Regions from separate parts of the Homo sapiens genome. Here all the other regions are linked to region 1. A link is a loop called in an ENCODE intact Hi-C map of the cell type or tissue named here. Cell type or tissue: sigmoid colon. All regions are shown on one strand. Each heading gives the region's core, and the rest is flanking DNA. Links, peaks and the distances in the headings are about the cores only.

Region 1 (8,039 bases), core at 1,838-6,837:
TCCATGTGTGGGTTCTGAGTGGAAGGACAGAATCCTTACTTTAATTTAATTAACCCTTAAAAGACTTTGTCTCCACTTGTCTCCAAATACAGTCACATTCTGAGATATGGGGTTAGAACTTCAACACAGGTTAAGTTGTTTAGGCTCTTTGTTCAGAAGTACCTGATCTAGCCAATGATTTGGCCAACACCTTTTATACTTGGTTTGGGCTCTAAGTGGAGTCTTAGAGAATATCATGTACAGGTGACATTACTGGGTTCCAGGGTCCAGAAGGTGTTGGAGGGGTGCTCATGATTGCAGTGGCAGCGGGTCTTCTATAAGCAGTAGGGCAATGGAATTTCAACCTCCAGACCCTGTGTGCAAAAGCCCCGAGGGTCACTAGGGGCAGTCACAGGGGAAGAAAGGAAATGGCCAGGCCCTTCCAGGTAGAAAGGGCCATTTGTGCTTGTTGTGGTCTTGTGGGGACACTACAGAACACTGATCAGATGCAATTGGTTGCTATCACCAAGGCAAGAGACTTGGGTTGAACAATTCAAGGGGTTTCCTGGGCCATGACCTCACCACACCTTCAGTTCCATGTAGACAAAATGACCTGTTCTTCCAACAAGTATTGTTTGAGCCCCTGGTACTTGCCACACAGAGTTGTAAATGCTGGGGGCACAGCTGTGGGCAGACAGACAAAAATCCCTGCCCATAGGGAGCTGACCTTCCGGTGCAAAGGTTGGCATGTTTTCTGCAAATGTTTTAGGCTTCAGGGGCCGTGTGGTCTCTGCCACAGCTCCTCAACTTGGCAAAAGCAGCCACAGATGACAGGCTCATGAAGGGGTGTGGCGATGCTCCAGTACCTTACCTACAAAACAGGTGGCTCATCTGGTCTGTAGAATTTGGCCTGGGTAGTATTTGCTGATCTGTAGAATTTGGCTTGGGCAGTATTTGCTGATCTTTGCTCTAGTGTACAAGATGGGAAAACATGCTCTAGGTTCAAGTTCTGCCAAATGTATTATGTTTTCAATCCCTTTGCAGAACATCTCTACCCTTGAGGCTGACTTTAGAGTACTTTGCCCCAGGCCAGCTTTTGCTTGTCACCTTGACCATGTTTGCAGGTGAGGCCGGCCTGCAGAACGTGCTGCTAGCAGACATCCTCCACCAATGGGCTGAGCTGTGTCCCCCACAAATTCCTGTGTTGAAATTCCAACCCCCATATCTCAGAATGTGACTGTACTTGGAGACAAGATCTTTAAAGAGGTAATTAAGTTAGAGTGAGTTCGTATGGGTGGACCTGTAACCAAAAAATATCTGAGACAGCTTTCAATCAATTTAGAAGCGTATTTTGCCAAGGTTGATAACTCATGCCCATAACTCCTGATAACTCAGGAGACAGTTCTGTGTCTTTCTCCAAAGATGATTTTGAGGGCTTCAATATTTAAAGGGGAAAAGCAGGCTGGAGGGGAAGGAGGGAGGGTATGGTCACATTACTGAATCCACATGTTGCAAGAGAAAAGGAGCTGGTGGGGGTATAGTCAATTATGTATGCGTCTTGCACTCAGTAAATCAGCACTTTATGTAAGTTAAGGTGAACATAGAGCAGCTACCTGTGGAGATACTTAACCTTTTATCTGTAGCTATCTGCTTAGGAACAAAAGGAAAGGCAACTTCTTCCACGACTCAGCTTTCAGCTTAATTTTTTTTTCTTTTGGCACAGTAAATTGTGGACCCAAATTTTAATTTTCCTTTTCAAAGCCTAATCCAATATAGCCACTGTCCTATAAGAAGGGGAGATGAGGACACAGATACCCACAGAGGGAGGGATGACCATGTGGGGATGCAGGAAGAAGACGCCATCTACAAGCCAAGGAGTGAGGCCTCTGGAGAAACCAGCCCTGCTGACACCTTGCTCTGGTACTTCCAGCCTCCAGGGCTGAGAGGATAAATGCGGGTAGTTTCACCCCTCAGCTCTGTGGTGCTTTGCTATAGCAGCCCAGGCTGACTGTTAGATCTTCCCTGCCCCAAGCGCAGATGGCGGGATGGAATAAGGCAGGGCTCCTCCCTTACGGCCAGGCTCTTCCCCCAGCACTGGGAGTAACCCTCACCTTCCCTCCTCCCACTCTTGGTTCCCTCCAAGGCCCTCAGATGGGTAGTAGCCCTGACAGCTCCTCCACTCCTGGGGAGGTGACCCAGTGGAGGTGGAAGAGGAAATAATTTAGAGAAAGAGAGAAAGTTTGTAGAGATGAGGCTGAAGGAAGATGTCCTCCTTCCCAGCCTCCAAGAGGTGGACAATAGCATTAACTTCTGGGTGGAAGGAGGTGCTTCCCTTGTTCACTGGACCTACTTGCTCAAGGAGTGCCCTGGACAGACGCGGGCCGAGGCATGGCCTCCAGTGGCAGGTGTCCTGCTGGAGACACACTTCAGCTGGTGTCAGCATCAGAAACTCTGATTGTCCAAACTCTGGAGTCATTAGAAGAGCAAACGGCCAGCCATGGAGGCTTCTGCAGTGTGAGCTTCCAGCCCGGGTGGCATGGCTATTTCCAAAGTAAATAAGCAAACCTCTTGTGCCAGGGTTATGAAGTTTTTAATAGATAAGCTGGGAATTGGGAGCCCCTGGAAGGCCCCGCTCCAGTGCTGGGGAGCCCTTCTCTGGCATCTGCCTCTCAGGTTGCTCTGCCTTATCCTCAGGGTTCTCCTGCACCCGGGGCCAGAGAGCCTTGCCTGCCACGGGCAGGGCCCTTCCCCACACGCTGGTCCTGCACCAGCTCAGGCCAAACTTGACCACAGTGTTGTGCTAGGTGCCCAGGAGAGCAGGCAGGATGGCGTGAATGCCCCCCAAGCTGACTGTGGAACTTGGAAGGACAAGCCACTGCGCCTGACTTTGCCGCCCTCAGGGAGGACGTCGGGGTGTTTGCCCATGGGCTTGCTCCACTGGGGGTGTTGTCACACATTCTGATGCCCCTGAGCCCCTTGGCTCCTGGTTGAGTGGCTCACTGGGCATGACAGTGGACTCAGAGCCCATTGGTACATGAGGGACCCTCCTCCAGGCTCAGGTGCCAGTTCTACTGGCACCTTGACCTACACAGTGCCGGGTGGCTTGGGCGGTGGTAAGGAAAGATTATGAGCAGCACAGTCCTTTACAAAATGCAACGCGGCGTTACCCAGATATCTTACTGAGAATTAAAATGTAAAATTTCTTCATTTCAAATTTAATATTGTAACTAAAAGTCCTTTCCAGGACCAGGATTTCCACTGGTTGTGCCCTGGTGATCGTAGGAGTATTTCCATATCTGATCACTCACAATGCTCGCCTGGCTGGGAGGCCCAGTTCCAGTGCCCTCCCGCAGGGACAGGGAGGACAGGTGGGTGGGGCCTCGTATCTGGCTGGACCTGGAGGGGCTGGCCATGAGAAGGGAGGCTGGCCACAGGGCCCACCCGGCTCTTGTCTGGGGATGATGTGGTGGAGGCCATGGTCTGTTCTATCAGCTTGTGGGAGGTTTGGGGCAGGACAGGGGAGATAGGCATTCAAGGACCATGGCAATCTCTGGAGAAGGCATTCACAGGGCCCATGGCCTCCAGCCATTTGATCGTGATATTCTGGCTTGTGGGGAAAAGTAAAACTCAGAGGACAGCAAGTAGCCAAGGCTTTGAATGGGTCTGTGGCCAAGCTCAGGCTAAGATCCCTGGTACGTCATGCTGCTCCTGTTTGCTGGGGGCCTTGGCCCTGCCTCCACCGTCAGGGGTCACCCTGCTTGGCTGGCCTTACTGTACTTGGCCTGGAACTGTGTATAGGGAGATTGAAGCCAGAGCACACTTCTTGCAGCCTTTTCCTTCAAGCTTTTGAAGAAAATAACTTTTTACAGATGGGCCTTGGCCAGGGACAGAAGCATGTTTTGTGTTAAAACAATGGTTGCATTTTCCCCAGGAAACAGCGCCAAGTTACCAGGCCACTTTGCCTTGGCAGGGCCTCCTATCCCAGGGTGGACTCTGGCCCACACCAGGGCTGTGTCTCCATCACCCTGTCATGGCAAGAAAAAGAGAAAACACCCAAGACGTGAAGCAGGCTTGCCTGCTCCTACCTGCCCTGCAAGCTTGTCTCTGCCCCAAGCCCCCAACCCTGTCCCCTGAGCTTCTCTTTACCCCAGACTTGGCTCTTGTCCTGGTGAGAGTGTGCTCTCTGAGCCCCAGAGAGTGAGTGGCATTCAGAGAGTGTCTGAGGACACAGAATTATGAAATCATACTTGGGAAACCACCCAGAGGCAAGCGCTTGGAAAGACTCCTGTTTTTATTTCTTCCCCCGCTCTACCTCTATATAATAGTCTTATGTTATTTTCTCTTTATAGTTTGAGACAGCAGCATCAATCCATGCAAAGTCCCATTTATTTCCAATACCCTATTCCTGTTTCAACTCCATTTTCCAGAGGCCGTCATGCTCATATGCTATGCACTATAAATGTGTAAGTATCCTTGCTAAGTGGTGTTTTGTACATTTACATTACCTTTTTTTTTTTGAGATGGAGTTTTGCTCTTGTTGCCCAGGCTGGAGTGCAATGGCATGATCTCGGCTCACTGCAACCTCCGCCTCCCGGGTTCAAGTGATTCTCCTGCCTCAGCCTCCCGAGTAGCTGGGATTACAGGCATGCACCACCACGCCCGGCTAATTTTGTTTTTTCAGTAGAGACGGGGTTTCTCCATGTTGGTCAGGCTGATCTCGAACTCCCGACCTCAGTTGATCCGCCTGCCTTGGCCTCCCAAAGTGTTGGGATTACAGGTGTGAGCCACCGCGCCTGGCCTACATTGCTTTTTAATCCATGTAGAATGTAAATACTATGCTTCTTTTTCTGCTCCTTCCTGTGTACGTAGTCACCGTGTGTGTGCGTGTTCTTGTGTGTGTGTATGTCACTGTTGGCTGTCCGTACATCTAGCTGTTGCTTCTGACATAGTCTGCATCACCCACACTTTGCTAATCCATTCCCCTCCACTGCCACTGACAATGCAGTCATGAAAGTCTGCAAAGATGTCTCATGTAGACCTGTTGGTGAAGGCTCCAGAAGAGGAAGCCACCCCAGAAGTGGAGTTGCTGGCTCAGTGCTAAACACGATTGGTTTTCTAAGCAATGCCTGGCTGCTTTCAGCAACACTTGTGGCTTTGTTCATGAGTATGGCAACTTCCATTTTCACTAATCTTTTATTGGTGTCACTCAGTGTATTCGTGGCTTTGCCAATCTGAGGTGTGTATAGGTCCAAAGTGCTATCTCCCTGCTCTCGTAATTCGCACGTCTCCTATTAACAGTGATTTTGAACATCTCTGAGTACACTTGTTGGTGATTTGGCCATCTTCACTTCTGAATTGCTTATTGGTATCTTTTGGTCATTTGTAGACACTCCTTGTATATCCCAGGTGTACCCAGTCAGTTTTACATATTACATATATCTTCTGCTATCTGTTTTCCACAGAAAAACAGTTTGAATGAATGTGCGAATTCTGTTAGAACACCGCATGTGAGGTTCATAACAGGAGCAAAGCAAAGGTCTCCATTTCTGTTGTTGTTGATACACATTTGATGTGTAACTATTAGTGTGAGCTTAGTCATCACATTATTCAATTCATGTATCTTTGCTTACTTTATGAATCCTCATTCTATCTGTTTTGAGAGGGGTGTTATATTAATTTTACTAGATAGCCATGTAGGTTTGAGGCTGTATCACCAGATCTCTACATACTTAATTCTTTCACATTTTATTTTGAGATAATAGTTGCAGATTGACATGCAGTTTTAAGAATTAATACAGATTCCACATACCCTACACTCAAGTTCTCTAATAGTTACATCTTGCATAACTTTAGTACAATATCACAACCAGGAAATTTATATTGAAACAATCCATTGACTTTATTCAGATTTCACCAGTTGTATGTGTAAGTGTGTGTGTTTAGTTCTATGCAATTTTATCACATGTGCAGATTTGTGTGACTACCCCACAATCAAAGTACAAAACAGTCCCATCCCCACAGGAATTCCTCATACTACTCTGCTACAGCCCTTCTTCCTTTCCCGCCTCCGCCCAGCCTCTGGCAACCACTCATCTGTTCTCCATCTCTATAATTTTGTCAGTTCAAGAATGTTACATAAATGGAATCATACAGTATGTAACCAAAGATTGGCTTTTTCACTCAACATAATTCCCTTGAGACTCATCAAGTTATTTTGTATATGAATAGTTCATTGCCTTTTATTGCTCATTAGTATTCCATAGTATAGATGGACCATGGTTTAACGACCCACTCACTAAAGAACATCCAGATTGTTTCTGGTTTTGGATGATTACAAATAAAGCAAAGATTCTGGTACATGTTTTTGGGTGAACACACATTTTCATTTCTCTGAGATAAAGGCCCAGGGGTATAATTGCTGCGTTGTAGGGTAGTTGCATCTTCTGCATTTTAAGAATCTGCCAAACTGTTTTCCAGAATGGCTGCATCACTTTTTTTCCCACCAGCCATGTATGAATGAATGATCCGGTTTCTCCACATCCTCACCAATGTTTGGTGCCATCACTATTTTTTTTTTATTTTAGCTATGTTGACAAATGTGTAGTGATATTTTGTAAGGGCATTAATTTACATTTCCCTAATGGCTAATGCTAATATGAGTTTCTGCTTCGTGTATTTTGAAGCTCTGCTCTTTGGTGCATACCCATTCAGAATTGTTTAAGTCTTTTCAGCATGTTGATTCTCTTACCATTTTTATAATGTCTCCATTTATCTCTAATAATTTTATTTGGTACTACTTCATCTAATGTTATAGCCACTCTTGTTTTTTCATTGTTTTCATAGTATATCTTTCTCCATTCTTTTCTTTTCAACCTACTTATATGTTTGTATATGAGGTGATATATATATATATATATATATATATATATATATATATATCTCCACTATGCCAATCTGTCTTCCTATTGTTATATTTAGATCATTTATACTTAAGGTAATTATTGATATGTTAGGGCTTCTATTTTATTTTATTGCTTGTTTTCTGTTTGCTTCCTCAGTTTCTCCCTCATTTATTTTTCTTTTGTTACTTTCCTTCAGGTTGCTTAAACATTTTTTAGGATATACTCTTGATTTATTTGTAGTGTTTTTGAGTATTGTTTTCTGAGTGATTACTCCAGCTACTATAAGATACATATATAATTATAATGTGCTGGTACTGATGTTTTACTACTTTATATTAAGTACAGAAAATTTATTTCCATTTAGGTTCCTTTAATCTGTCTATTAAAAACATAATCATCTTGTGTAACATGTACAATGAGCACCTCACTATATTGTGTTATATTTGATTCAACCATCAAATTTAATTTTTAAAACTCATAAGAAAAACAGTGTATCATATTTAACCCTATTTTGACCCATTCTGATGGTCTTTTTCTTTCTTTCTGACATTTATTCTGTTATTTTTTTTTCTGCTTATGAAATTTCTCCAGCCATTCTTTAAGGGCAGGTTTGCTGTAACACATTCTTTTAGTTTTCTTGTCTGAGATTATCCTTCATTACTGTAAGATGTTTTCATCAGACTTAGAATTTGGGGTTGACAGTTCTTTTCTTTCAGTTCCTGAAAAATGTGGCTCTGCTTCTTTCTTGCCTCTATGTTTCCAGTGAGAAATCTACTGTCATTTAACTCAAGTTTTCTTATAAGGAATACTGTTTTTCTCTGGCTGCTTTAAAGAATTTTTCTTTGTTTTTAGTTGCACAAAGTTTAATTATGATGTGCCTTTAGTGTGAATTTCTTTACATTTATCTTATTTGAGATTTTCTCAACCTCTTGAATCTGTTGACATACCTTTCACTGAAGTGAGATATTTTTAGCCATTATTTCTTCAAATACCCTTTCAGTTCCATTCTCTCTCTCCTCTCCTTCTGAAATTTTGATGGTGTTATTGTAACTTCTTTCATTATTGCCCCCAAGTTTTCTGAGGTGTCACTGATTTTTTTCAGTCTATTTTATTTTTGTTGTGTGGATTGGACCCATTCTATTCATCTGTCCTCGAGTT
Region 2 (8,039 bases), core at 984-5,983, 270 kb before region 1:
AGCTGCTCTCCAGACCAGAGAGAGCTTTCCTTCCCTGCAGGGGTGCTGGAAGGTGCCTTTCACTGCAGCATGGCAGCTTCACTGGGTGAGACCAGGGCCAACTGTGGCCAGGGATGAGGCCAGGCCAGTCTGCCAGGGATTCCTTCAAGGACTGGGGAAGAACTTGCCAGAGAGAAAGCCAGGGCACTCTGAGGTAGGCCAGCTTCCCTAGGGGATGCGCTGGCTGGCTTCCTCCAGGCTCTGGCTGGCTGCTCCTTGACTTCAGGGTCTCCTTGGGTTTGGGAAGAGCAGCCTGTCTTGGTCTCTAACTTGCCTGTCAGTCCCCTGGGATCTCCTGCACACTCAGGAGGGCAATTTTTCCAAAAACGCTTCTGGGGACAGTTCTGCTGGTTCACTGAGAACACTATGGGCATCGAGAGGACAGAGGAGCCCTCCACTCCATGGGGTGGATTTGCATTTCCACCCAGGTAGAGCTCTGTGGAGAAATTTCTGGCTCAATGGGGGCCAAGCCTGAACCGACATTGAACTTGAACGGGAGCTCGAGCTCCAGTTCCAGGCTGATCCTGGGATAGGGGGCTGTCCTCTGCTGATTGATCACATGCAGCATCAGAGAAACGGGAGGAGTGCTGTGCCACCACACGATGAGACAGGACGCTGTCCTACCTTGGCCCTTATTGGTCACGGGGCCAGAGCTCTGGGCTAGGAGCCAACGTGGGGCTGGGGACTGCATTTTGAATTCCTGATCTTCCCAGCTTTCCAGCTGTGACTTCAGACTTTTTGGTACCTCTCTGAGCTTTAATGTCCACATTTTTAAGACGTCTGACCTCACATAGTACCTGTGTGCTCAGAGGTGCTTAATGCACTAATTGACTCGGGATCTGACCTTGGGGCAGGTTGCTGGCCTTCCCTCTCTCAGTGCTCAATATCTTCAGAGATGGCCAGACGCCTCTCTGCTTGTGAACTGCGGATTAAAGCCAATGGGCTCTTAAAGTCTCTCCCAGTTGTAGGACACCAATTTCCCCAGGTTCCATAATCACCTGTTCTGTTAGCTGCTTCCTCCCACACATGCACACACACACACGCACACACACAGGCACATGTGCCCATAGTGCATACCTGTCTATTGTGAAGCGCAATCGTTCAATCTTGTTGGACTCCCCAGCTATTACATTAGGTCAGCAGCGTTGGCTTTACCAACCTCAGATAGTCAAGGATGAGTGAAAAGTAAAGAGCTACTTTGCCCCTGCAGAGAGTGGCGAAGGTGCTGGTGAGGAGGGCCAGCATGCCGTGCTCAATGGCCTGCAACAGCAGACAGCCCTGTGAGCCTCCCAAATGGGCCTGGCAGCTCGTTCTTAAAGAGTGAGTACTAGAAAATAAAGACAGTGATTCTCTTGATGTTTTTCATTCTCCCGGGTTCTTGAGGCCACCCGAGGGTCTGTGGGGATGTCTGGGTGTTACCAGTGCAGGTGGGCTCTGCCTTTTTGCTCTGGTTTTGACATTGTCACCATCCAGCCATGTGCTGGATGAGGCTGTGGCCTCTTTTGCTTGCTTCTGCTCCTTTCCATGGAGGCTGACATCTGTCTCATAAACATGAAAGGAGAAGGCCCTATTTCAAAGCTGAATGATACTTTTTGCCTTTTTCTACAGGGTAAAATTGAACAAAATCATTTTTTCTACAAGCGTCCTCTCTCCTTAGCATTTGCCCTATTTATTTATTTTTTCAGGGCTGCAAATTACTTCAAATAAACAAGGTAGCACAGAAAAAACAATGGCCAGAACCCTTGGTTTCTATTAAACAATCATGTTATGGGAACATTGCACCTTGTGGAATCCCCGGGTGAGGTGATGGACAAGCAGCCGGTGCACAGTATGTTCTGTTCTGAGCTGGAAGTTGGTTGCTTTGATTCTCTCACTTGGTCTTGCACAGTTTAGCAATTAGTGAAGAACAACTTCAGCTTGCAGGGTTCTCCTGGAGCCTGTCTTGTTTGTCCCAGGGCCCGGCTTTGGCAGCAGAGAGCAGATTCTGAGAGGTTCTGTTCCCTGGCTGACAAAGCTCTGGGCCTCAGCATCAACGCTGCCATGAGCATATCTGCCAGCAGTTGGGCAGGAGGAGACCTCTCTGGCTGGGGTCTGGCCTGGTGGAGAAGGGACTGGCCCTCCAGTTCACACCTGCTGGAAGGCAGATCCCTGGCACCTCCACACCCTATCCTGCCCACTAATGTGGTCTCAGCCTCTCCCAGTCTCCTCTTCTGTCCAATAACTCCACCCAGACCATTTCCTATCATTGTTGCAAAGACTGAGACAAGACGCATGAAAGTTGTGTGCCCAGGAGAGGGCCTTGCCTGGAGTGGATACATGGTGAAAGTGAGTTTCCTCCCCACACTTGGAATGCGAACCACTTTGTTTTTCCCACCATGCAACTGTGCCTGCAGCTGCAGCTTCATCCAAAGGTTTCCCCTTTTCATCCCCTGTGGGGTTCCTGTCTGTGCTCTCTACAAGCCACAGAGGTTGACGGCCCCCTTGAGGCAGTCTGACCTTGGGTTTTCTTTCCTATTCATGCATACTGACCACCCCAGGGCCTGCGATGCAAGGAAGTGGAGATCTGGGAAACTGTTCTTGTCCCCTATTTCTTTATTTGCCTTCAGAGGAACTTGCCTTTCTAAATACAGTCACCCTGGAAGTTTCAGGAGAGGAAGGTCTGTTGGGGTTTCCAGGAAGCACAGTGAATGAACTCAGGGTGCCCCAAAGCAACCCCAGGATCGGCATGGTGCGGTGAGCACGGAAGCAGAGCCGTGGCCAGCTTCAGCCAGGGATAAGTGAAGCTCCATTTTTTGTGGGATTAAAGCTTTTCTGGTGCATGGCAAGGTACCATTTCTTTTCTTCCAACTGAAAAACAGAAGGAGAGAAGATCCCCCAAGTAGCCATGGGGCCTCCCTGGCTATTATTCTGGCAGAGTGAAGGCCGTGCAGACATGTGGATGAAATTTCTCTTCAGTTAGTTACAAATATGTCTGCAAAGCCTGTGTATCATAAACCAGAAAGCAACTATATGTATATATGTATATGTGTGTGCATGTGTAGGTGTTTGCATATCATACTTCTGCTAAGTCCTCAGATAAAACCAACGCTGGCAACTAGATCGAGAAATCATGGCCCAGGCTCAGCATCGCCCAAGGGCAGCTGACCTAGCCTTTGCAATGGCACTGGCATTAGCCGGGGAGGTCCGCACCAGGACACACTCCCTGGCTGGGGTGGGATGTTCTGAACCGTGCAGATGGGGATTAGGCCGAGCCCCACACCCTGAGCGCCTCTGTAAACAAAGGGCTTCTCAGTAAGCAGAGCTCAGCATTTAAAGCCCTGAGGTTGATGGTCCTCGCTTGCCATGACCTCAAAGGCTGGGTATCATTTTCCATCCTGGGAAGGGAAGACCCCTGAGGCGCCTGCAGTGAAGTGACCAGCTCAAGGTCACCAGCGAGTAGATGACTCCAGGCATTGGGAACATGCCCAGAGGAGTGCTTTGCAGCCGTCCTGAAGCCTGTCTGGGAACTGTTTACAGGGCCTGGTTGAAAGCTCTGCTAGGAGTCGGGTATCCCGACTGAACTTCTCAGATGTCTGCAGAAGCAGGGAGCCAGTGAGAGGGAGATAAATTGTACAAGCTAGAACGAGGAGGAGGCCAGCCCCCATGGCTCTTGGGGGTGAACTGCCCGCTGTCCTCGCTGTTTGGGTCCCGGCCCCAGGCCCAGCGGCAATGAGGAGCTGTGAGCACAGCCTGCTTCTGGCAGGACCTCCTGTACCGCTGTTATTTTTATCTCTGTGCAGGGCTGGAGTTTACCTTTTTGTTCTGGTTTCCCATAAACACAGCTTGTGGGCTTCCCTTGCTGCCTCCTTTCTTGGCATTTAAGACATACACCTGCCTGCATTTCAGATCTTTCTGGCAGGCTCAGGAACACCAGCAGGCTCTTTGCAGCCATGGGCTGCATTGAGAAAGTGCAAGAAAACCAAGTGAGGCTCTTGGGCTCTTAGCTCCTCAGCCTGCGTCTCCAGAGTGGCTTGGCTCTGCTCAGCAAGGGAGAGTGTGCACAGCCCAACACACAGGAACCCAGGAGGGGAGCAGGCCAGAAACCCCCACTGAGGGCTACTGCTGTTTGAGGTGAGGAGGCCCTGGCGCCCCCAGCCAGCTGGTCTGCGGCCAGGAGCACTGAGTGCCCTTAGTTTCTTGGTGGTGATGACTTCCCTCTGCGGGTTAATTATGCAGCCTAATAGCTGTTATTACTCCTGAACACAGTGTGCTGCTGGCAGCCTGTGGCAGTTTTAAGGGCAGCTCTGTCTACCAGCTTCCCCTTCTCTGGGTGCCCTGCCCACCCTTCAGAAAAATAAAGTGAGAGGGCGCCTCTCCCAGCAAGGCGGCGCTCAGTCCACGGCCGGCGGGAGCTTCCTCCAGGCTGCTGCCCTGCTAGTGACGTTGATTATTGGAGGGCATTTTACTTTCTTGGGAGACCTGGGTTTGGGAGCTGACTATGCCAGGGAGGAAGCGGCTGGGACCAGCAGTTTGGTGGAAAGGTGCTGAGCATGGTGAGACTCACTCTGGGTTTGTCCCGAGGCCCCGGGTGCCTTGCTCAAGGCTCAGAATTGCTGTCAGTTGTGGGGGCACAGAGCACCTCATGGGCACGGCTCCTGAGGACTGTGGATTTGGGGTTCAGAGGGGCTCTCAGAGCTCACCTGGCCCCCCATCTCTACCCAGCGCAGCAACCATAGCCTCAGGATCTCCAGCGTTCAGCTCTCATTTCCTGTGACTTCCGAATGGGCACTTTGAGACAACCCACCTGGTGTCTTTCATAACCTGGGTCCTGACGGCCCCTGGCATTTCTTCATCTGGGATTGTGAACCCCCGTGGGCCATGGCTATGCCCCATTCCTTGTGACATACTCTGTGGAGGTGAGTTCAGAACTCAGTCCCCAACATATTTATGGAGGCAAATAAAAAACCCCAAAGGGGCAATGCAGAAATCTCATTCTAACTTTTTGTCTCTTGGATGTGGTGAATGGTTCCCAGACTGAAAAGGATGCATCTGAGTGTCACCTCCCCTAGTGCCTCTGCTGGAGGAGTTATGCCCAAGGAGAGCAGAGGCAGGGGGCAGTGGCTGGGACATGGGGCCGGAGCACTCTGCCCTGCCCCTTGTGGACCACACATTTGGGTGCAGCAAGCCTGTTTCTAGGAGGTGCTGTTGGACTCGTGTGCATCTGTGCTCATTTACAGTCATTCAGAAGGCTTTTTTTTTTTTTGACAGTCTCGCTCTGTCACCCAGGCTGGGGTGCAGTAGCACGATCTTGGTTCACTGCAGCCTCGACCTCTCAGGCTCAAGCGATCCTCCCACCTCAGCCTCCTGAGTAGCTGGAACTGTGGGTGCATGCCACCATGCCCTAATAATTTTGTTTATTTTTTTCTCACTATGTTGCCCAGCCTGGTCTTGAACTCCTGGCCTCAAACCATCCTCCCACTTCAGCCTCCCAAAGTGCTGGGATTACAGGTGTGAGCCACTGTGCTCAGCCAGGCCTTCCCTTTATAGTGGCTGGGAACAGGGACAGCATCCATGCAACACTCTGGAGTGCACAGAAGAGGCCTCACCGTCTGGCTCTTGGCTTCTGATTATTCTTGAGGCTGACTCAGACTTGATTTCTGGGGGTCCCTCTGATGGCCGCAGAGGGGCTGATGCAGTCACCACGCAGATGGTTAGGGAGCTCTCATTATGCATAAGAGACGGTGGGGCAGGTGTACGGTCTCAGATGGGCTGGCCAGGACTTCCACCCTCAGGGAACCAAGAGTCCAGGTGAGAAGCCGGTGGTCCAGGATGGAGGGGAGGGCACCAGGTACACCCACAGGCAGCATACAGGGTCATGACTTGCCTGTGGTTGGCTGCAGACTCTGCTCCAGAACAGCAACCACCGGCCGTCTGCAGCAGGCCACTCTACTAGTGTGGGTGCATGGAAGGGGGCCTGCTGCAGTCCTCACTTCATGGTCATTTGAGCTGAGGCAGTCACGTGGCCACTACAACCAGGCCTGCAGGCAGAGGCAATCTGTGTTTAAAATGGCCGTGGGTTCCCCTACACTGTGGAGGCAGGGATGAGACCACCACCCTTGGTGCCCAGTGAGTCTGCAGTGACGCCACAGAGCACTGAGCAATGTGGATTCTATGGGTTTTCTCCCTTCTCCAGGCATTTTCCACTGTTGTTGAAACAGGGGCCCAGAGCAGTAGGATAATACATTGACCTTTGTAAGGTTGTCAATAATAGGTGTTGTTTTAGCTTAAAGCAAAATGTTAGCTTTTCTGCCTAATCCTTTCCACTGGGAAACTAAGTTTTTCTTCATTCTTAAAAAAACAGGCAGCTTTTTGCTAGCACACGTTTCTTAAATGTTTGGCTGCAGCCCCTCCTGGCTTCGAGCAGAGCCCGGCTGGATCTGGGAAGTGTGCGACCCCACTGATGTCATGCTGTGGAACTGCCAAGCACCCAAGAGATGGGTACAATCTAAGTCAGAGAGTCCCCTGGCTCAAGGAGACAGGAACCCTGCGAGGCCGATGGCTACAGAGAGGTCAGCGGCAGGCAGGCTGCAGCCACTCACTCCCCCACTGACCTGGTCCCTGCCCTACTGGGGCATTTCTGCTCACATGAGGGGCTCCTGTCTTGCAAAGGCTCTTCCCACAGCCTAACTCAGTGGGCTGGCACTCACTGCAGGCAGAGAGGCCCCAGATACCTGTGTGATCTGGGGGTGAATGCAAATTGGAGTTGCACCGCCAAGCTCAGTTCTCAGCTTGCTCACATTTCTTGTGAAAATCAGGGAACATTCCACTCAGGTGGGTGTGGAGTTGCCTGTGGCCACAGGGTGTGACCTACAGCCCAACAAAACCTCTCTGAGGAGCAGGAGAAGCAGAGCTTGTGTCCCCGCTCTGGCTGGGACCCGAGGAGAACTGCCTGATGTCAGAACTTCCAGGGGGAGATAAAGAGAGCTTTGACACGCCTCAGGGAGTGAACACAGCTCCCGGCGTTATTTTTCCAGATCAACTGCAGGGCTTGGAACCCTGAAAGGGAAACTGTCCTCCTTCCCATCGTTTCTCAGCATGGACAGGGGATCCAATGAGTGCCCAGTGCTATGTCAGGCTGGGGCGTTGGCCGTTTAAGGCCCTGCTGACCTTGGTGTGAATAGCGTGGGGCTGGGAGATGGTGCAGGCTGGAGTTTCAGTGAAGGGGTTCCTGGTGTTTTGCTATTCACTCACCATGTTTCATGTGCCCACTGTAGGGGGCAGATGGACCTGTGGGTGGAGAACAGCGACCCAGCCAGTAATCACAGAAGTAAGCACACAATGACAAAGTGCGAGGAGTGTGGGAAAGAAAGCCCAACAGTGGTGCAAGAACACACCCTCAGAGGCACGAACAGCTTCCCTAAGGAGGGGGCATTGAGCTCAGTCTGGGAGGGGATGCACTTAGGAACCTAGATTCAGTTGCTCTGAGGCAGGCTGAGGGCTCCACTGCCGTGAGGCACTGAGATGCCATCAGATGGAAGGTTTCGGTGACATGTGCTGAGCTCCCTGGAGTGAGCTGTCCTGAAGGAGACTCAGAGCTGGGAGAGGATCAGCTTTTGCACCCCACACCTCGGCACAGTAAGAAACCCGGGAAGGAGCGCTGGGCCGGCTGGCCATAGGCACAGCTCACTGTGTGGCACCTGCCCCACTGGCCCTGCTCTGCCTTCCCTGGGGGCAGGCATCGGACAAGGGTTCCCTATGCTTCTCTGAGCTCACTGGCCTGGGCGAGTCCTTCCATGGGTCTAAATGACACCCAGTACACTAGGGTGAGATAAAGACCAGGGCAGGGGGCTGGGGTGTGAGGGGCCAAGTACCAGGACCTTGGGGTCAGGGTAAACCTGGGGTCTCTATCACCCTGCTAACCAGCTAGGTGAGCTTATGAACCCTGGTTCTCAGTTGTGACATTGGGGCAAAGTCACTTGAATATTGGGCTATTCTGAGAACAACCCAGTGGAACATCTTTT
Region 3 (8,039 bases), core at 1,902-6,901, 210 kb after region 1:
ATGCCAGCAGCCAGGAGCCTGCAGAATAACTCCTGCAAGACTGGACGATGGACTGGGGGGCCATTGGCATAGGGAGCTGGCGGGGGGTGGATGCTCATGCACTGTGCCCTCCAACTGGCAGAAATGCCAGATTCCCTGGGTTGCAGGCTGAGCTCCGAGAGGCTATTGGAAGGTGAGGAGGAAAGAGCAGGCATCAGCCCGGATGAGGGGATGCCAGAGCAACAGCGGTTCCCAGAAAACACTGTCCATGCCGGCAGCATCAGCAGACGCTGCTTTAGCTTAGAAAGCCTTCCCAGGCACATGATCTCACTTAATTCTCCTAATGCTCTTGGGGTAGGTAAGGCAATGTGTCCATTTTATAGAGGAGGAAGTGGGGCTCCCAGAGACCCATACAGCAGCAAGCAAAGTGTGCTCTTGGGCATTGTAACCCCTCCAGGCCACAAAGGCACCTAGGTGTTTGTGGGTGTATCCTTCCTTTCTTCCAACGCCTTGCTTGTCTGTAAACCAGCTCGCATTTATATCTGGAAGAACTTCATTATCAACCTGTCCCAGAACCTTCTTATCAGATGCCCCAGGCTAAAGGATTGGGGCCAGATTTTTCCATTGTCCTTTCCAAAGAAGATCAGCTCAGTAATAATTACCCCCCACCACCAGCAGAGAGGTTACATCAGGGCAGCTGGCAGTGGAACCCTGAAAGAGTGCGGCTGCACATTCACCTGTCCACAGGTGAGAGCGGAGAGTGGTGCCACATACTCAGCTAGCTTTCCCCAATCAATGGGAGTTCATAAAAACAGACTTAAAGGCAAGACACATTGCTTTCTCGCTGGCCAGTGACAATGACAGAAAGCACAGGAGCTTAGAGGAGAAAGGCCCTCCAGCCCTGCGAGGAGCCTCCATAGAAACACACACCAGCCCAGCTCCTCTCCATGTGACGGTGACCCAGATGGGAAGGTTGGGAGTGAAAGGCTGGGCGGCAATGATGCCCGGCAACTGTCGCTGCCCAGGGTTCGGGCCTCTCTGTGCTGTTGCTGAGAAGCATGGGCCCTGGTCTCCAGGGGCTGGACTCACTGAGGGCTGAGTCTGCTGTTCTCACTTGAGTGCCGAGACCCGGCAGGCACTGCTTCCTAATCCAGCCGCTCCTCTCCTCCCTGTGGTGTCTGTGAGGCAAGGGCTCCCCAGAACACCTGTGCTTCACGCACACACACCACATCACACACAGCACACATCACATTACACCACACAGCACACACACCTCACATCACACCACATACCCCACATCACACCATACACCACACATCCCACATCACACCACACACCACACTCACACATCACATCACACACCCCACATACATGCAGCACACATGCCACATCACACCACACACCCAACATACACGAACCACACACACATCACACATATCATATCACACCACACACCCCCCATATATATGTGCACCACACACACATCACACCACCCACCACGCACACATCACAGCACACATCACATACACACCCCATACCCCACACACCACATACACATCACATACCATCATACACCACACCATACCACACACACAAACCACACCCCACACACACACACAACACACCAAACATAACACACCACACACTGTTGTGTGCAAGTATGTGTATGTATATACCACATACATACTTGGCATACACACATACACTTGTATGTGGTATATACATACTTGCACACAACACACGCCAAGCACATCACATCACACAGATGTACCACAGACATACGCCACATACATACACCATATACCACACAAACAACACACACCACACACATCAAACACATCACACCATACATATAGGTACCACACACACACCAAAACACACAGCATGCACACGCACACATGACATACTGCACTACACACACCACACGCATACACACACAACACAGCACACACCACAAACCACTCATTTAAAGAGAAGCATTTCAACTGTGAGTTTCCACTGCCACCTAAGGGTTCAAATGTGAGAGAGCCAGTTCAAAGGAAAACAACCTCAGACCGAGCTTGTCTGACTTTGAATGTGGCCCAACACAAATTCATACACTTTCTTTAAACTTTATGAAATTCTTTTGCGATTTTTTTGTAACTCATCAGCTGTCATTAGTGTTAGTGTATTTTATGTGTGGCCCAAGACAATTCTTCAAATGTGGTCCAGGGACGCCAAAAGATTGCACACCCCTGCTTTGGATCTTAAAATAAGTATGATCTGGGTCAAGGAACAGCTGCTTATTTTTTAAGCTCAAGGGCCCAGGAGGATTCCATGAGGGGAAGGAGATGTGCGTAATTTGGATAAGAAACTCACAATCTTAATTTAATAGAATCCTCTTTCCACTTTTTTGAGCTCCAGAGATCACACAAGCGGTGTGTGTGTAAATATATATGCATGTGTGTTTGCAGGTTTATATGTGCACGTGTGCACACGTGCATGTTTGAGAGATGGTGTGTTTTGAGTGTGCACATCTTTGCACATCTGTCGGAGGAGGGTAGGCAGCAAAGGATGTTCCCTGGGAAGGCATTGTTGTAGAAAGAATCTCACAAAGGAAATATTCAGAAGCCAAGGGTGGTGGGAAGAGGGCCAAGGGGAGGGCTGGGCAACTTGAAATTACACTTACTTATCTGGTTCTCTCGACAAGTAGCCTGTTCTGCTGGGCTACTTAGATCCATCTGCAGGCCAGTGCTGTCCTCCACAGGGCAACCGATCAACTTTCATGGGCTTCCAGATCAAAACTGACCAATTAGTATAAAGCTTTCTCTGAAGGGCCTGCCCATCAGTTCTTTTAAATACTCTCAGAATGATTGCATTGTCCAGCCAGGGTTGAAGCCCATGGTCTATAACAGGGGTCAACCAATGTTTTTCCATAAAAGCTCAGATAGCAAGTATCTTCAGGTTTGTAGGCCATATGGTCTCTGTCACAACTACGCTACTCTGCCCTTATAGCCTGAAACCAGCCATAGATAATCTCCAAAGATATAAACGTGACTGAGTCCCAACAAAACTTTAAGGATACTGAAATTTGAATGTCATTTGTTTTTCATTGGTCATAAAGTGTATTTGTTCTTTTCATGTGTTTTCATTCACTGAAAATCCAGAGAGCATCTCGGCTCACAGGCTGTATACACAAGTAGGCTGTGTTGGATTTGGATGTGGGGGCTAGAGCTTGCCTCCCTTGATCTTGATCACTGACTGGCATGTAGCTCAATGTCTACTGTAAGGTCAGGCTGGATTTTTAACCACCACTGGACATGAGTGTCCTGTAATATTGTCAATAAGTTTATTGATATCTTATTATTGATATTTTACATGTATGCAGGATTCATTCTTATTCTTGATAGCATGTCTAATGGGTAACTATTTACGTATTTATTTTCTCACCAAGGAGCATAGTGAAGCCAGCAATCTGAAGTTTGAATTTAAGCTTTTTTGATGATCTCATCTCTAATTTGAAGCCACAGACCTCCAGACAGCAGCAACCTTTAATCTGACAGTCAGAGAAAGGATTAGAGTGACAGTTTGAAGATGGGTTACTCGTGGTCTTGGTTTTTTTTTCCTTTTGTAGTAGAGCATTGTTGCTTTGAAGATTTATAGGTCAAGAATGTTGTAGAGACAGTCATATGCTGCTATTTGCCTGTAGGTAAAGTAAGAATCAAATTTAGCGGCGTTCAGACATGGCTGATATGCCAGGCTGCCAGAGACAAATATGTGAGTGCTTGCTTAAGTTTGGGGCTTAAGAACCATGTTAGTTTCATTTATTTCTGTAGGTATTTTAGGATTTTCAGTTTTGAGTATCTTAGTCAACTTTTTATGTTGATAGTTAATTGCACATTTCATATATCCAACTAAAAAATGTGGAAATAAGCAGATGATCTTTAAAATATAGTTTTCCCTGTTTATCTCGATAAATTCTTTTTTTTTTTTTTTTTTTTTTTGAGAGTGAGTCTCGCTGTGTCACCCAGGCTGGAGTGCAGTGGCCCGATCTCGGCTCACTGCAAGCTCCGCCTCCCGGGTTCATGCCATTCTCCTGCCTCAGCCTCCTGAGTAGCTGGGACTACAGGCGCCCACCACCACGCCCGGCTAATTCTTCGTATTTTTAGTGGACACGGGGTTTCACTGTATTAGCCAGGATGGTCTCAATCTCCTGACCTCGTGATCCGCCCTCCTGGGCCTGCCTCCCAAAGTACTGGAATTACAGGCATGAGCCACTGCGCAAGGCCAATCCTAACTTTTTAAATGACAGACACATTGTTTGCCCTTTGCTTGTAATACTTTGAATGGTTAATTTGTATATCCCTTATTGATCTTCACTACACCTCAATATGAGTACACTGGACAAGGAGCCATGTTTCCATTTTCAGATAGAATAAGAGAAGTTTGAGAAGCTACCATGTAGCTTTATGAGGCAGGTTATCTGTTTTACAAGATGTCTTCAGAGTTTTTTCTATCTCTAATTTTTAAATAATTTTTACATTTTTTTCTACTGTGATTCTGAATTTAAAAAAATGGAACTAACTTCACACTCTAAATTTGCATTTTTGTCATGCTAAGATATATTCCCCTTCATGTAACTTTTCCTTTAATAGCACAAATTACAGCAACACTAGATGGTATTATTTTGAAATAGTTTAGAGAGGATCTTTGTGATTCTTCAACAATTAAGTCCTGCAGACACATCTCCATCTTTGGAGGCTCCCTATCTTTTACCAAGGGTCAAGTATATGGTGACCTTTTCAAACTGTTCCCTGCTAGGTGTCTGAGTTTGGCTCTGAAAGAAATCATTTCCTTTAAGAGCTCGCTCCAAAGCAAAGCCTTTACACGTGTAACATCTCCTTGGCCACATGCGTCACTCTGCATATAAACAGCCTGATTGGCTGGGGCTGCTTAGATCCATCTGTAGGCCAGTGCTGCCCTCCACAGGACAACCGGTCAACCTTCATGGGCATCAGAATTACCTGAGAAGTTCTGCCAAAAAGACACGCCTGAAGGAGCAGGTGCAGGTCTACCTGGAACCCTGGCCTCTGAATGTCACCAAGTGTCCAGGGATTCTTGAAACTTCTCAGGGGACTTTACTCTGTGGTGTGTTGGGCTGTATGGACTGCTGATGTCTCCTCTGAGAGGATTTACAACCCTGGGCACATAAGAATCACGTGGGAGAACTTTAAAAAGTGACAGTCCCAGACTGCACCCCCAGAGATCCTGATTCTGGAAGTCTGGAGTGGGTGTGGGTCAGGCTAATGAAGCTCCTGGAGGCTTGAAGGCTCTGTTAGGTGTGAGCATCCCAGACTCTGCCTGGGTAATTCTAAACCCTGGTTGCACTTCAGCATCGCACAGGGAGACTTATAGACCACTTGTGTCTCATGTGGTGAGCTGAATAAAGTCCGCGAAGATGTCCACTTCTGCATGCCTGGAGCCTATGAATATGTTACTGCTGTGGTCTAAATATTTGTGTCCCCCCAAAAATTGTAGTTTGAAAACCTAATCACCAGTGTCGTGGTATCAGGAGGTGGGGTCTTTGGGAGGTAATTCAGGCAGACTCTTCCCTCATGAATGGGATGTGTACCATTGTCAGAGAGGCCCCAGAGAGCTGCCTTGCTCCTTCCACCATGTGAAGGTGCAGGAAGAAAGCACAGTCTGTGAACCAGGAAGTGGGTCCTGAGCAGACACCAAACCTCCAGGTACCTTGATTTTGGACTTCCTAGCTTCAAGAACTGTGAGAAATAATTGTGTGTGTGTGTGTGTGTGTGTGTGTGTGTGTGTGTGTGTGTGTAAGACAAAGTCTCGCTCTGTCGCCCAGGCTGGAAAGCAGTAGAGCCATCTCAGCCTACTGCAACCTCCGCCCACATCCCTCCCCACTACCCCCTTTCCCCGCCCCCACCCCAGGTTCAGGCAATTCTCATGCCTCAGTCTCCTGAGTAGCTGGGACTACAGGCCCGTGCCACCATGCCTGGCAAATTTTTGTATTTTTAGTAGAGACGGGGTTTCGCCATGATGGCCAGGCTGGTCTCGAAATCCTGGCCTCAAATGATCCACCCACCTTGGCCTCCCAAAGTGCTGGGATTACAGGCATGAGCCACCGCGCCTGGCTGAAAGTTTGTTTTTTGTAAGCACCCAGCTTATGATCGTTTGTTTTAACAGCCCAAATGGATTAAGACAATTACATGGTAAAAAGAACTTTGCAGATGTGATTTGGTTAAGGATCTTGTGATGGGGAGGTTATCCTGATCACCTGGTGGGTACTAAATAAAATCACAAGGATTGCTTATAAGAGGGAGGCAGGCAGTTAAGAGCCAGAGAAAATGTGAAGATGGAAGCAGAGATCAGAGTCATGTGAGGTCTGAGTCAAGGAATGTAGATGACCTCTAAAAACTGAGAAAAGCAAAGACATTGATTCTCCTCTAGATCCTTCAGAAGTAATGCAGCCTGCCAACACTTTGATTTTAGTCCACTGAAACTAATTTTGAACTTCTGACCTTCAGAACTGCAAGATCATAAATCTGTTATTTTAAACCACTAAGTTTATGGTAATTTGTTACAGTGGCAACAGGAAATGAATACAACTGAGACCTCAGCACAGACCATGTAGACCAGAATCTCTGGTGCTCTTTCCTCCCTGCTTCTCCCGTTAAGAAACATCTTAGTTTATGACAGTCTAGTTTGAGTTAACGCCAAATTAATTTCACAGGTATACAAAAACTTTGCTTCTATGATCTTTGATCCTCCCTCCCACCTTCATGCTGCTATTGTTACAGATTACATCTTTATACATTGTGTGCCCATCACTCAAGATTTAGAATTACTGTTTTATGTAGTGGTCTTTTAAATCAGACAGAAAAAAAGAAAGAAATGGCTGGGTGCGGTGGCTTATGCCTATAATCCCAGCACTTTCGGGGGCCAAGGCGGGTGGATCACCTGAGGCCAGGAGTTCAAGGCCAGCCTGGCTAACATGGCGAAACCCTGTCTCTACTAAAAATACAAAAACTACCTGGGCACACTGGTGTGTGCCTGTAATCCCAGCTACTCAGGAGGCTGAGGCCAGAAGAATCGCTTGAACCCAGGAGGCAGAGGTTGCAGTGAGCCAAGATCACACCACTGCACTCCAGCCTGGGTAACAGAGTAAGATTCCATCTAAAAAAAAAAAAGGAAAAAAGAAAGAAGTTATGAACCAAAAGTACCTTTATACTGTTTTTTACTTTTACCTATGTTGTCACATTAACAGGGCCTTTTATTTGTTAGTGTGGATTTGAGTTACTACCTAATTTCCTTCCATTTCAACATGACGTGTTCCCTTTAGCATTTCTTGGGAGAAGGTCAGCTAGTGACAAATTCTCTCAGCTCACCTTTTCTTTTTAAAATTATAGCATGTCTTAATTTCTCCTTTGAAGGATGGATTTGCTGGATGTAGAATTCGCCATTGACAGATTTTTCTTTCTTTCCACACTTTGAGTATGCCAGCTCACCTCCACAATTATGAGTAGTCAGCCATTAGGCTTACTGAAGTTCCTTTGTGCGTGGGGACTCACCTGTCAGTGAGGTGTGAAATTGCCAGCATTTCTTTATTTCTCACTCTTGAGTTTGCAGGTGGGCCGTGGCAGTTCTACTGAAGTCCGCAGGTGGGAAGGGCAGAGATCTGATTCTCCTGCATTTCCAGGCAGAAGGCACAACCACTCTCTGGGACGCATGGCTCTGATGCGATAAGAGCACACAGAGTGAGCCCAATGCACCATGTGTGTTTGGCTCTTAGCTTGGACAGGCAAATCCACATCCACTCACATTCCAACAAGCCAAAGCAAGTCACCCAGCCCATTGCTTCTGGGACAAGGATGTACATTCCTCCTGGGCGTGGGGGTGCGGGTACCGCAAGGGGAATAAATTTTTCCTGAGCTACGATACAATCTCCCACCAAAAGTCATACAGCCATTTAGTTAACAACTTTTCTTGAATAGTTCAGTTATCATCAATGATCCACATATTGATAAACATGACTTGACAATAATAACAATGTTAGCATT
Region 4 (8,039 bases), core at 1,952-6,951, 54 kb after region 1:
AGTGCTGGAGATTTTGGAACATGCTTATCTGGGTGGTGTAAACACCCATTTCTTGGTGGAAGAAAAGCAATAACTCTTTGCCAATCAACTGAGTGGAAAAAGGACCACATTGCAAGCCAAGCAGTTTCTATTTAAGTCCTTGTGCTCCCTGTGACTCACCCTATAATTTTGAAGAGATTACTTAAGGCCCATGCCCTCCTTGTAAACACCTGTCACTCTTCTGGTTTGCAGAGATGCTAGGAGGCTAATGAGATCACACATATGGAATGTATGGGAGCTTCTAAAAGAAATAAACCAGATACATTCACCGTCGTATTATCATCACCCCAGCCATGTGGAAGTGTGGAAGGCAGCTTTCTAGCAGACCTAGGGGTTCTGGGCAGGGCAGAAGCCAGAAACTCAGAAATAAAGGAAAAATAAAGAAAGGTATTTGGCCCCAGAGAAAGCAGGGAGATCCAGAAAGGACTGGAGAGTGAAAGATAGCATGACACAGGATGCGCTTGGCTGTGAAGGAGACCCCTACACCTTGCTTGGAGTGAATGACGGGGAAAGCTACGCTGATGCTCACAGTCCTGGGGTTCCCTCCCCATGGGGGTGGGCAGGACTTATGGCTTAACTCTAACATAGAATACGGAAAAGGGGAAGAGAGGTCACATCTGAGAGTAGGTGATTGAAAGACTGTGACTTCCCTCTGTCTGTCCCTCTTTGCACCCACCTCTCCCATCAAGTCTTCACAGCTCACCTGCTCTACTGAATCACACTGCCATGTTGTGAGTTGCCCATGTGGAAAGGGGCTGATGTCTTTTGCTAACAGCCATAAGAACCTGAGCACCTGCCAGCAGCCACATGCGTGAACCTCAGGAGTGGATCTTCCCCAAGGCAAGTCTCAAGATGACTGCAGCCCGGGCCGACACAGAAATTCAGAAATCCAGAAAAGTGAGAGATGCTGTGAGAGAAAGATGAGGGAGGAAAGAAGGAATGGGCCAGACTCTGAGGCACAAGGCTGGAGTGTGGGAGCTGAGGAAGCGCAGCGGGGCTGGCTGTGGATAGATGGAAGTTGAAGAGGAGGGTCTTGAATGACGGGGTGCGAACCAGCCTCCCCCAAGCTCAGCAACTGGACTTTTTTGTGCAGTGTCCTACAGATTAGGAGGAGGGTTATGTCTCTTTAACAATGTGTGTGCTGCAGCAGCTTTAGAGCAATAGAGCGAAAAAAGCCCAGATGTTCTAGGAGGAGCCCGTGGTGATGATAGATTTCAGTGGGCATGTGTGAGAAGGGATCCAGGGGTATGACAGGAGCAGTTAGAACAGGCCAGGTGAGAATAATGGGCCACTGAGTAAGACAGTGGCTGTCTGGAGAGCCCTGAAGTTGTTCCTACTATACGTGGTTTCCACCACCTGCTAGACTTAAAATAGCATTTCCATGTGTCTGCACCCTGAAGACCTCCTGAGTCAGGTTACCTACCCTCCTTTGCAAAGCAAACACCCCCTAAGGAATCCCAGCATTGTCTTGTGTACCCCTGCACCAACTCTAATGCACTGGACGTGGATTGAGAAAAAGAAAAGGAACACAGACTCCTTGGGTGGGACCTGCCTTTGGGGCTGTGCCTCTGAGCATTCATCCTAGCTGGAAATCCTTTGCGCCTGTGGTGGTTGTGAGAGCACAACTCACAGGGGCTCCTGCTGTATCCTCCCACCTGCAGTCAGGGCTCCAGAGGATGCCTTTGATCTTGGGGACATGATTCTTTGATCATGTCCCCCTCCCTGCCCCACCTTTGGGGGGACCTTGCACCTCTTTCCCTCCCCAGACATTGGAGTTATTACTTATTGCTGCTACTTTTTTTCAGGAGGAATAACATGTATGACTTTCTTTATTGATTAGCTTTCAAGGGCATTTGCTAGAGAAAACAGGCTATGGGGAGAAGCAGAGGTTCCAATAGCCCACATGGTGACTGGGTTTCCTTATAGCATCTGGTACCCTTGACTGTGTTTTCTGCTGGCTTGGGTTGGTCAGGTCTGCTCTCTGGGTCTCGTCTTCCTCTGGAGTGTTTCAGATGATCTATTAGGTGTGTGAAATTCACAGACTCAGCCAAGGGCTGTAAACATTTTTATTTTATGACTCCTTACCTTTATTTAATATTTGGCTTGTAACACAAACCGATATTCATGTGCTACAACTCTTTTTGTCACCCGGGGGTCTGTTTTCCAAGCATCTAAAGGTTGAAGTATTGTAAATGTATTTTATTTATGACATTGAAAAAATCCTTGTAGGACAAAATGTTTTTTTCTATGATTTCAGCTCCTCCTTCTGAATAAATCAAGTATGTTTAGAAAGAAATAACATTAAAGCATAGGCATTTAATCAAATCAGGCAAGTCACTCAAAGCTTACCGAGTGTTGGGGTAAGTAACCTCTTTAGTGAGCTCTGTTCGGAAAAGGCTATGTTTGGGCTGCTTTTCTGGTTCCTGAATAGAAGACCCATTGAGACTATTGCAAGTCCATGTGTCATCCCTCTCAAGTCTATGCACCCACCTTAGGTTCTTACATCCATGCATAGCCAACTACAGGCTGTTCCTTTGTGCCAGGTCCCAGGCCCATGCCAGGAGTGGGAATACAGAGGGCTCACACTCCAGACAGCAGAGAGAAGCCACTATTCTACCATGAAGCTGCAGAGGACTATGGAGGCAGCAAAGGGAGAAGTGCTACCTCATCCTAGGCAGGCTGGAGAGCGCCTCCCAAGAATGACATCACAGGGGAGGGGAGGAGGAAGGGCATGCACAGAGGTGCAGAGGCAGGGAGCAGGGAACCCTCTGCAAAGCCCAGGGGGGTGGAGGGAGAGGAAGGGCCCAGCTGAGGCATGGGAGCCAGGCATGCCAGGCATTGCTACCCTGGGACTTTGGATTTTATCCTTCAGACCAGGCACTTTTTAAAATTTTTTTAAATTTTTTGAGACAGTCTCACTCTTGTCACCCAGACTGGAATGCAATGGCACGATCTCGGCTCACTGCATCTGCCTCCTGGGCTCAAGCAATTCTCCTGCCTCAGCCTCCCGAGTAGCTGGGATTATAGGCATCTGCCACCACGCTTGAGTAATTTTTGTATTCTTAGTGGAGACAAGGTTGCACCATATTGGCCAGGCTGGTCTCAAACTCCAGACCTCAGGTGATCTGCCTGCCTCAGCCTCCCAAAGTACTGGGATTACAGGCGTGAGCCACTGCGCCCAGTGCTTTAGACTGTTTTTGTTGTGTTTTTTTTTTTTTTTTTTTTTTAAGTCAGTGGAACTTTGTTTTAGGTGAAACATGAACACAAGCCCAATGTGTGAACTGGAGGCCAAGGGGCTCAGTTGGAAAGAAAGGTGGGGGTCCTCAGCCTTCCTCTTCCCCATTCACCTTTCCAAAGGTTTGAGGGTCTCCTCTGCTCTGCAGAGCATGGTCTGGAAACGCACAAGACCATGCTTCCCCTAGTGGTCAGTGGCATGTTTGACTGCGGTCGGAGCCTCAGCTTCTCCTGCCCCGTTGCCCAGTCACCATGCCTGGTCTCACCTCTTCTCCCCAGGCCTCATCCAGCTCAACTACTCATGGAGATGCAGATGCTGCTAGCTCACTCCCATTCTCCCCTCATCTTCACCATCAGAAGTGGAGGGGGTGATGCCTGGCTCATGATGGTCCTGTGCGAAAGGAGGGAGAACAAGCCCACAGTAGGCCTTCACCCAGAGGTGGCTACTATGATCACCTAGATATGCATGCCCTGAAAGCTCATGAGTGCACAGGAAGTGGAGGGATAGCCTGGCATCTTCCTGAAAAACCTACCCCTGAACACAAGGAAGATAACACAAGGCCACACCAGAGACCCCTGTGGTTCACTTTTCTTCTTTCTCTTCCTAATGAAGTAGGGCCCAGCTGCCTCCTTAAAGACTCTTCCACCTGTATCCAGTTCCATCACTTGGACAAGCCACCCTAGGACCCAGATCCCATTTTCTACTTTTGTTTGAGAACGTAGACCATCTCTGGGAGGTATGACAGTGTAGATGACATCATCTCACAAATGGAAAACCAGACCCTCAAAGGTAAATATTGCACTTGCACCCCAATAGAGAGCTGGGAGCAGAGGCCATTGTGAGGACTTGACACTCCAAGATGCTAAATGTGTCCTTGTTTTCTGCAAAACAAACAGAACACTAAGAGAAGTGAGGTTGTCTGCCTCAAATGCAAAGTTGAAATGAGTCTACTTGTATGATCTTCACGTGGACTAAAATCATCCACACAGAGGGCAGTGCAAGATTGGACACCACAGAAGAATGAACAAAAGGAAATGACTCTAAATTGCTCCAGAATGATTAGAGTTTGGTACCAGGAGAGAAAAACAAAAATCAAACAACAAAATAGGACATGGGCGTTGGAGAACCTACCGAGGGTTTTCTAGGGGAGGCTGTCAGGCTGTCTTTCCCAGAGGCTCATGGACAAGAGGACCACCTGTTAGGCAGGGATGGGCTAATAGAGAGGAGATGAAACAAGTGACCCATTGCTGCTCTGGTCTCAAGGTTGTGGCAGAAGTTCCTCCACATGGATCTCTTGTCATTTTTAGGAGAAAGCTGCTTATACATGCAAACTTACCCCAACTATGCTAAGACTTTGGTTTTATTACTAGTTCTGCTGTTCATATCTCTTTTCTGTCAGATCCCTGGGGAGGTGCAACTGCAAGCAGTGGTTGCAAAGTGACACTTACATATCTACCAGTCTGGCTCTAAAAGTCTCACCAATGAACACCTAAGGCCCTGTGCTGCTTTCATAGCTCTCTGAACACTGAGTTTTACCCAACAGTGCTTCCAACATTTGAGTAGGAAAGAGAGAAGGGTGAAAATAATTGGCTTATGAGGGTTTTCAAGGGTGAATTTTGCTGACCTGAATCATTTGGCTGCTGCATCCAGACACCTGCAGTAATGTTTTCAATATGCAAGAGCAAAGAGGAATTAGGTATGCCAGAACAGAGTCGTTTGTGTTCTTTGCAGTCTGTTCTCTGTACAATCACAAAGCATTTTTTAATGATATTTCAAAACACTTTTTCAAAGAGAGTTTAATGCAAAGCAGATTTCTTGTGTAACAAAGACAGGAAGGATACTGCTTGACAGTAGCTCTTAAATCCAAGACTACGGAGGCTATCAAAAACAATCGGCAGCAGGCCAAGAACTCAAATTTTGACAAGAGTTGTCAGATACTGTGATTTAAGGGGCAATACAAATTTGTCAAAGGTGTCATCCTTAGGTCATCAAAAATGTGTGTTGTGCTTATCTAGATTTCCCTCCAAAGGACTTGCAAAGGTTAAGAGAACAAGTGATGATGTCTGGACAGGCTTGCGATCCCAGGCACAGGTTGTAAGGAGGGCAAGTGTGAACGATGGGGCTTTGGGGATTTTCACTGATAAGATTTTACCTGAAAGGTCAGGTGAGTCTCCCTCTGTATTCAACACTCTTAGGGTGACATTTGTAGGCATAAAGACCCCATTCTTGCCGTCAAAGAGTTTACATCGAGATAGCACTGCTTTCTCTCAGAGTGCCTATGAAGCACTTAACAATCAGGGACAAAATCAAACATGAGCTGTAATAACATCACCAAGGGCTGTGCAAATTATTTAACTCATTTTGAAGTGAAGAAGCTAGTAAAATGTCACAAAAGTTTCAAAGGATAATCCAATAATAATTTATGGATTAAGAATATTGAAACAAATTTGTAAACGGAAGCAAAACTGGCTTGGAGGGAAAGTCATTGTTTCTTTTTGGGATATAATTGATTTGCATGTCTATGAACAATTATTTGCATTACTATCAATTTTCCACATGTTAGCCAAAATATCTACAGTAGTGTTAAACAGCTCGGAGAAAAGTCTCTGATCCCTAAGGTCCAGATCATCCGAGGGACACCCTCATCCATTGAGAGGATGCCCAGTAATATTTTTGCTTATTCCAAAGTCTTGTATTTTTCCTTACATTGATAATTAATGCTGGATTCTGGAACACTTCAAACATGTGTGAGAAAATTGCTGTGTGGATGTGGGAAAGGATCATGAAGCCATCGGGGGATGTGAGTAATTCCCCTTCACACTGCACATGAAAAGCCACTCTATTAGTCCATTCTCACACTGCAATAAAGAACTACCTGAGACTGGGTAGTTTATGAAGAAAAGAGGTTTAACTGACTCAGTTCTGCTGGTCGTACAGGAAGCATGGTTGGGGAGGCCTCAGGAAACTTATAATCATGGTGGAAGGGCAAAGGGGAAGCAAGCACCTTCTTCACATGGTGGGGCAGGAGAGAGAGAGAAAAAAAACCCAAACACCGCATGTTCTCACTCATAGGTGAGAATTGAACAATGAGAACACTTGGACACAGGAAGGGGAACATCACACACCGGGGCCTGTCGTGGGGTGGGGGGAGGGAGGAGGGGGAAGGGATAGCATTACGAGATATACCTAATGTAAATGATGAGTTAATGGGTGCAGCACACCAACATGGCACATGTATACATATGTAACAAACGGGCACGTTGTGCACATGTACCCTAGAACTTAAAGTATAATAAAAAAAAATGAAAAAGAGAGCGAGAGAACATGCAAGTGAGTGAAGAGGGAGGTGTTACGTCCTTTCAAACAACCAGATCTCATGAGAACTCTATCATGAGACAGCACTGGCGGATGGTGCTAAATCACTGGAAACCACCCCCATGATCCAATCGCCTCTCACCAGGCTCCATCTCCAACACTGGAAATTACAATTCAACATAAGATTTGGGTGGGGAGACAGAAACAAACCGTATCAGCCACATAATGACTAATGGTGAGGCGGACAATAACCCATGCCTCAAGGTCTGGGCCTAAAAACTTCTGGCTCACGTTATGTTCAAGGACTTTTTCTTTTGTTGTTAGATTGGGAGATGTTTTAAAAAGTAAAAATTACACCTCAAAGAGAGTATTCTTGCAGAAATTTGGCCTTTAATAACACTGTCATTTGGAATCAATGAGTGAATGAGAGCAGAGGTTTGCTAACTTCTATAATACCCAAAAGGCAACCACAAGTGGAGGCCAGTCTCTGGACATCTTCAGATGAATACAAAATTTCTTTAGGCAAGGCAGTGTCTGTGGCCTGGAGATTCCTTCAACTGTTTGCAGAAAAGTAAATGTAGTTGCAGAAGTTTTAGATGGGTCATTGCTTCTCACTTACAGTTGTAAGTATTTAGATCAGTGCTTTCTAACTTTAATACGCACAAGAATTATCTGGGACTGCTGTCAAAATGCAGTCCCATTCCCTAGGCCTGGGGCAGGTCCTGAGATTCTGCATTTCTAACAAGGCCATGCCACCACTGCTGATCCGTGAACCACACATAACTCAGGAGAGCTGACCCTTCACTCCCACTCAACATCAGTGAAGCGGAATAGGTTCGAGGGAGGTGGGAATGGTTGGCTTTTTTTCCCCTCCCCTTCTCTGTTATCAGCAGCACCCAGTGGGTGGTTGAACTTGCATTCTCCCTCAGAGGCAATGTGACAGTGTGAATTGGTCTCCACTTCTCAGGAAAGCATTGGTGGGGTGTGGAAAGAGTTGAGTTTCCTTTCCACCTATGAACAAAGAGAACACCCAGAGGGAAGCTGCATGTATGTACCTGGCCCTTACTCTGCATGTTAGCAGGGGGTCTACCTGCTAATAAAAGAAGACTCAGTAAAATCCAGAGTCCGAACCCAAAGGCAGAGGTTACAATTAATTTGTCACTCACCATAACAAGAACAAGGAAAACTACAACTTGAATGAGAAATGACAACCAACAGATGAATTACCAAGATGAATCAGATGCTGGAAATATCTGAGCACCCACCATAAAAACTCTTCAACAAGCAACTGCAAATTATCTTGAAACAAATTAAAAAATTGGAAATGCTGGCCAAAAAATAGATAATATAAAAATAATCATATGAAAATTATATAACTGAAGAAATACTATCACCAACCCCTCCCCTCCCCAAACAAACAAACAAAACAAAAACAAACTTGCTGAATGGG

Evidence for each region. A loop is a pair of places that touch in the nucleus more often than their neighbours do. Peaks named below come from ENCODE experiments on the same cell type or tissue, not always from the same donor. Only the 100,000 strongest peaks of a DNase experiment are listed, where the experiment ranks them.
Region 2: it touches region 1 in a loop (2.8-fold over the local background); 3 of 110 quality-filtered maps call a loop at or near these places.
Region 3: it touches region 1 in a loop (2.5-fold over the local background); 3 of 110 quality-filtered maps call a loop at or near these places.
Region 4: a loop joins it to region 1, with 10 times the contacts of the local background. A loop is called at or near these places in 3 of 110 quality-filtered maps.

The regions. Positions count from the first base shown.
Region 1 is chr9:89,888,041-89,896,079 of GRCh38, forward strand. No RefSeq gene overlaps it. Among named protein-coding and RNA genes, the nearest start is that of MIR4290, 130 kb to the right of the region's middle. In sigmoid colon, for the core only: no CTCF peak of the experiment used is centred there; a DNase peak (open chromatin) is centred at 3,731; H3K27ac peaks cover 529 bases.
Region 2 is chr9:89,619,893-89,627,931 of GRCh38, forward strand. No RefSeq gene overlaps it. Among named protein-coding and RNA genes, the nearest start is that of LINC03062, 16 kb to the right of the region's middle. In sigmoid colon, for the core only: no CTCF peak of the experiment used is centred there; DNase peaks (open chromatin) are centred at 1,989, 3,689 and 4,369.
Region 3 is chr9:90,097,556-90,105,594 of GRCh38, forward strand. No RefSeq gene overlaps it. Among named protein-coding and RNA genes, the nearest start is that of MIR4290HG, 60 kb to the left of the region's middle. In sigmoid colon, for the core only: CTCF peaks have their summits at 1,994 and 4,948 (motif pointing left); a DNase peak (open chromatin) is centred at 4,906.
Region 4 is chr9:89,941,865-89,949,903 of GRCh38, forward strand. No RefSeq gene overlaps it. Among named protein-coding and RNA genes, the nearest start is that of MIR4290, 78 kb to the right of the region's middle. In sigmoid colon, for the core only: no CTCF peak of the experiment used is centred there; a DNase peak (open chromatin) is centred at 2,607.